2 separate regions of the Mus musculus genome follow, and region 1 is linked to region 2. A link is a loop called in an ENCODE intact Hi-C map of the cell type or tissue named here. Cell type or tissue: left cerebral cortex. All regions are shown on one strand. Links, peaks and the distances in the headings refer to the core of each region. The heading gives the core; the rest is flanking DNA.

Region 1 (2,806 bases), core at 182-2,681, 160 kb before region 2:
ATGAAGCACCCATCAGTTCAAAAGTCTTAGAAAAAATAAATAAGCCCCACTCGGTGTAAAGTGGATTTTTAGCTCTAAAGGTCAGAATGATTAAAATGGGCATTCGCAGTAGACTAAAGAGAGCACAAGGCAGAGAGACCGGAAGACATAAAATGACTCCATTCCACATTAGCCTCTCAGAGGCCAAAAAGGAAAGATCCAGGAACAGACAAGAGTGTAGACCAACTGTAGAAACTAACAACAGAAACACAGGCAAGCGTCCTTGGAAGATACATGCTAACATTTAAAACCATACAAGAAATACTGAGTAACACTAAAGTTGAAGAAAATTCTAGTTTAAAAGATAGGGGCGGGGAGTGGGCAGCTGGAGAGATAGCTCCGGGGTTAAGAGCGCAAGGGGCTCCTGCAGATCAGGGTTCAGTTCCTAGCACCCGTATGTGTAACTCCACTGCCTGGGGATCCAATGTCCTCTTCTAGCCTCTCTATACACTGCAAGCGTGTGGTGCGTAGACATACCTGTAGGCAACTTACCTTTATACATAAGATAAACCCCTTTGGGTCCTGCCTCTGGGTAAAAAGAATGCCAGGACTCTGTAACAAAACGCCCTAGAGAACATTATATGAAAGCATTCTTTTTTTTTTTTTTTTTTTTTTTTGGTTTTTCGAGACAGGGTTTCTCTGTGTAGCCCTGGCTGTCCTGGAACTCACTCTGTAGACCAGGCTGGCCTTGAACTCAGAAATCTGCCTGCCTCTGCCTCCCAAGTGCTGGGATTAAAGGCGTGCGCCACCACGTCCAGCATTCTTAACAGCCTTTACTACTTCCATCCTACCCTGTACCGTACTAAAGTGACATCCATCTAACATGTGCCAAACCAGTGGAAATGATTTTAAAATCTACTCTAAAAATAAAGGAGGGCAGGAAAGGACCGCCCACCAAGCCGCCCAGGTAGTTTAATCTACCTCGGCAGCAAGACTTGCTTTACGAGTCAGTCTGGAGCCAGGCACCAGGTCCGTCCTGGAGCCCACGTGTGGTGCACAAGGACGCGCAGTTCCACCGCAGCCCTGCCCCCTGCTTGCCACCGGGGCCTCAGTGATGGCCACACGCCACAGCGCCGTCCTGGCTCGCAGTCCTGGACGGACCGGACATCAATCAATCCATGCCACCCGCACCAGCGAACCAACCCAGGCCCGCTGGCCGCACACCACGCCTGCGCAGTAGTCGCTCTGGTCCTGACTTCCGTTCCGGGAGAGGTTCCACACGCGCAGAGGAAATTGGGGTCTGGAGCTACACAGAACTCAAAAAAGCCAACGGAACCCCGCTCCCGTTGCCCAGGCAACGCCAGGCCCACCGGAAGTGCTCCTGCTTACCTTAGAAACCGCGGCGAAGCCGGGGTACGGACGCAGACCGCTCCACCAGCTACGGAGAAAGCGGCTGCGGTGCGGCGAGCCTACGCCTCTGGCACGCGCATGCGCAACTCCCAGGCCTCCACAGCTACGCCATAACGCGATGAGCATAGCTGCTGACCCATGCTCCAAATAGCCAACGGGAAGTCTTTCCTCACCGTGTCCTTTCTTCCTCCGACTTCCTGCCCCCTCCACCAGACTGGCTTACCTGATCCCCACCTTGCCCTGCCCTCCAGCTGCCAGGACCCAGGCGGTCCATTCTCCCAGACAGCCTGTCCCCCGCCTTTCCTCTTATCCACTATGAAGGCATTTCTGTCTTGTCCCAAGACTGTTACTGGAACTGTTAGGGTCAGAGTAAAAGTACGAATTAGGATTATGGGAAGAAATAAAAAGAGAGAGAGAGAGAGAATTTAGACGTCCTCAAACAGCGAGGAGCAAGCTTTACTCAAAGAAGTGGGTTTTCTAGTTCTAGCTCTGCATGTCGCGATCCAAGCACGGGACTTTGTCACATAAAGACCAGAGGTCAGGAAAAGGCACATTTCATGCTTTAAGCTGGAGTTTTTGTAGCTAAGGATGTGGAAGGGAGAAAGGGACAGAATGAGAAAGCTGGGTTCTGACACTACAGCGCCTGTTGTACGTTTTTGCAACCACTGCCACTGGGATAGATATCTGATGTGTTAGAATGTCAGGTCGCGTCTTAACAGCATACTAGGCCAAAACAGTTCCACGTGGAAGAGGTTTTATTGAGAGAGAGGGACGAGGTGGCGGCGGAAAGAGAAAAGAGGGAGTGACAGAGGGGGCGTTCTCCTTATTTATATGGAAAATGACGTAATGAAGGTAAAGGTGGGAGGTGAGCCAAGTGGATGCTGGGAATATGCTGCAGGTCGCGCTGTCGCCTATGTGATGTCATAGGTTTGGGAGGTCCTGATGCTAACAATATCAGCTACTTTTTATTTCTGCAATCTCTGAATCGCTACGTTTGAATTCAATTTCAGGGTCTTGATTGGGAGGGGGGGTCGCGGGGGGGGGGTGCGGTGTTTGTTCCAGATCCTTTATATGCAAAGGATAGGGGCGACTGTTTCTGTCTACCTAGTTCCTGCTGGCAGGGAGCATCATTTTCTAGGGGTTTGATCTGGCATGACTCTAAAAGAAGTACTGTTTTGGCTTTGATTTGTATGAATAACTGAGTAATGTCAGTGAAACGATCCAAGAGAAACTTCTGTTAAAAAAACAAACAAACAAAAAAGTTAGGGCTCGGTATGATGGCACATGCCTTTAACCCCAGCACTCTGGAGGCAGAGGCAGGTGGATCTATGCTAGCCTGCTCTACCTAGCAAATCCCAAGACAGTGAGGGCTCCACAGAGAAACCCTGTCTCCAGAGAAGATGAAGGGGGGAAAAAG
Region 2 (2,806 bases), core at 101-2,600:
AGCTTACTGCAGGCCGTGGTGCCTGCCATGCAGGAGCGGCAGAGTGGGAACTCGGTGGCATCTCTCCCCACAGGTCCTTGTTTGTCGTCCTGGATAGCCTGGCTTGCACAGACGGTGCTATCAGTGCAGCAGCCCAGGGCTGGCTGGTGCGAGCGCTCTCCCTCGGGGATGTGGCCCGCATCCTCGAACCCATGCTCCTGCTGTTGCTCCAGCCCAAAACCCAGAGGACGTCCATCCAGTGTCTCAAGCAGGAGAACTCAGCCGGTGAGCAGCCTCACAGTCCTGGGGGGCGGGGGAGGCAACAGGTGCTGCACCCACTGCTGTGGGTGCTCACCGCTCACACGAGTGACTGTGCCTTGGAAACTGATGGGGACATTCACATTTTAAGCACCACAGGAATTAGCACTTTGGACCAGTAGGTGTGGGTTGCTGTTTTCACTGAAAAGTCATGGCTTTGTTACTGAGAGGAAATATTTGAATCATGCAATATATATTATTATTAGCTGTGGTAACCTTGCTGTGCAACAGGACACTAAAAACTCACCCTCTTAGGTAAGAGTCTCCATACCCTCTGGCCAGCATGTCCCCTTGCCTTCCTCACCCAGCCTCTGCTCTTACTTCACCTCTGTGGGAGTAGATTCTAAATGTTGTCACTATAAAAGAGATGGCAAGGTGAGTTGTGTGTGTGGTTTGTTTAACCACCCATGGTATAAATGCACATTTAGAAAACCACACTGCATCCTGTCAAGATGGGAACGTGTCATCTCCAGGTGATACACTCTTTCAGGTTAGTAGCCCACATTTTAATAAGCACAGGGATGCTCTATTGTTTCACAGGAGAAAACATTCCATGTGTGTCTCTAGTGCACAGTAGAACCCCCTCACCAGTGCCCCTTGCCTAGCAGAGGGGTGGTGCCGGGTGTAAGCACCATTGTTAATGGAAGTCCCCGAAGCCCCTCTGCATAGATTTGTACCCCTAGTCTGGGACAGTTTCCGGTTACTAAAAATGTCACCTTCCTATGAAATCTGGTCAGTTGTCCCTTATGTTTGTCCTAGTCTTACGGGGAGCAACAGTGCCACCCTAAGGTGGGTGGAGGGAAAGGAAACAGTCTCCTTTGTGCAAGGCTCATCCCAAACCTGCAGTGGGGGTGGAGTGGGGAGTGGCCTACCTTCTCCAAGAGACTGAATTTATTCCACAGCCTAGAAAAGGGATGATTGGAGAACTACACACTACACACCTTCATTATGCTCTGCATGGCAGCTCTATACTTTAGTATTTCTTTTGTCTTTTGTTTTATTTGTATGTGTGTGAGAATAGATGTGTGCCACACACACACATACTGTATGGGCACATGTATGCCATGATGTGTGCCCCCCCCACACACACACATACTTTATGGGCACATGTGTGCCATTACACCTGTGCAGATGTGTGCCCCCACACACACATACTGTATGGGCACATGCTGCCATGGCACCTGGGCAGAAGGCTTTTCTCTCTCACTGTACAGGTTCCAAGGATAGAACTCGAGCCATCAGGCTTTGTGGCAAGCAAGCTGTCCTGCCAGCCAGCTCCCGCCCCTCCTCTTTCTCCCTTAAAAAAAAAAAAGAAAAGAAAAGCCCCACTGTGTGGTTCTTCGGTTTCTGTCTCCCCACTGCCTCATTACTTCCTGTTTCCTTCCTGGTGCCAGTGTAGCTGCTCCCTGGCAGTACAAGAGAATGAAGAAAGGGAGGTGCCGCCTGCCTTGCCATGTCTGTGCTGCTATGGACTGTGCGCTCACAGGCTGTCCGTTTCTGGCTTGCAGGCTGTCTTGTCTCTGGCTTGCAGGCTGTTTGTCTCTGGCTTGCAGGCTGTCTTGTCTCTGGCTTGCAGGCTGTCTGTCTCTGGCTCAGGCTGTCTGTCTCTGGTTTCCACTGTTCCTTCCTCTCTTCACCCTGCATAGACTTGTTGAAAACTACTTTACCAAGAATTTTCATAGTATCAAAATCTTTGGATTTTCACCTCTCTTAAAAAGAGAATTGATGGGCTGGAGAGACGGCTCGGGTTGAGAGCACCAGTTGCCCTTCTAAAGGACCCAAGTTTAAGTTCCAACACCCACATGGCAGTTTGAAACTATCTGTAATTCCAGTTCCACGGGATCTGATAGCCTCACACAGACATACATGGAGGAAAACACCAATGTAAATCAAATTTAAAAGAGAGTTGGTATTTAAAAGTGCTGTATACTTTCTTATTGCAGAAGTGTTACTGTGTCTGTTTTAAAATTTAGGTAGCGGCATAGGAGCTCACAGCTGCAATTCCAGCACTCGGTAGGCTTGGACAGGAGGGGCATCACCTGGAGACTGTTTGGACCATTTAGCAAGCTCCTGTTTAAAATGATAACAAAAGTGAATCAAGCTGGCACGGGAATGCCAACTGGGTGACAGCACTGAGAAGACAGTCCCTGGAGCAAGCTGCCTAGGGAGACTAGCCATATCTGAGAGTGCTGAGCTGAGACGCCAGCCTCAGGCCTCCTCACATGCACACACATGTACCCACACACATTTGAGCATACAGTGCATAAACACATACAGAAACACCATGAATGCACACATACATGCGCAGAAAAAAAGGAAGAAAGAAAAGAAAAGAAAAAAATCCTCCAAAAAATTCAGAAGTAAAGGTATTACACAGAGATCCCGACAGTGTCAGCGGATGAGCTGGGCAATGCTGGTGGGTGGCAGATGCTGTGTGAGCTGGGCACTTTCTCCAGTGGGCTCCTTGTGTAGCTGGATGCTCCCTCTCACGTCCCTGTACAGACCTCAT

Evidence for each region. Hi-C counts contacts between places; a loop is a spot of excess contacts. Peaks named below come from ENCODE experiments on the same cell type or tissue, not always from the same donor. Only the 100,000 strongest peaks of a DNase experiment are listed, where the experiment ranks them.
Region 1: it touches region 2 in a loop (2.2-fold over the local background); 11 of 42 quality-filtered maps call a loop at or near these places.

The regions. Positions count from the first base shown.
Region 1 is chr16:93,602,606-93,605,411 of GRCm38, forward strand. It overlaps Setd4 (SET domain containing 4), which reads right to left and starts at 1,210. Exons shown (of 12, transcript NM_145482.3): 1 at 961-1,210; 2 at 532-606. In left cerebral cortex, for the core only: no CTCF peak of the experiment used is centred there; DNase peaks (open chromatin) are centred at 1,342 and 2,197; H3K4me3 peaks cover 1,653 bases; H3K27ac peaks cover 1,439 bases.
Region 2 is chr16:93,766,053-93,768,858 of GRCm38, forward strand. Dop1b (DOP1 leucine zipper like protein B) reads left to right here. Exons shown (of 37, transcript NM_027293.1): 18 at 74-264. Among named protein-coding and RNA genes, the nearest start is that of 2310043M15Rik, 27 kb to the right of the region's middle. In left cerebral cortex, for the core only: a CTCF peak has its summit at 1,072; a DNase peak (open chromatin) is centred at 1,100.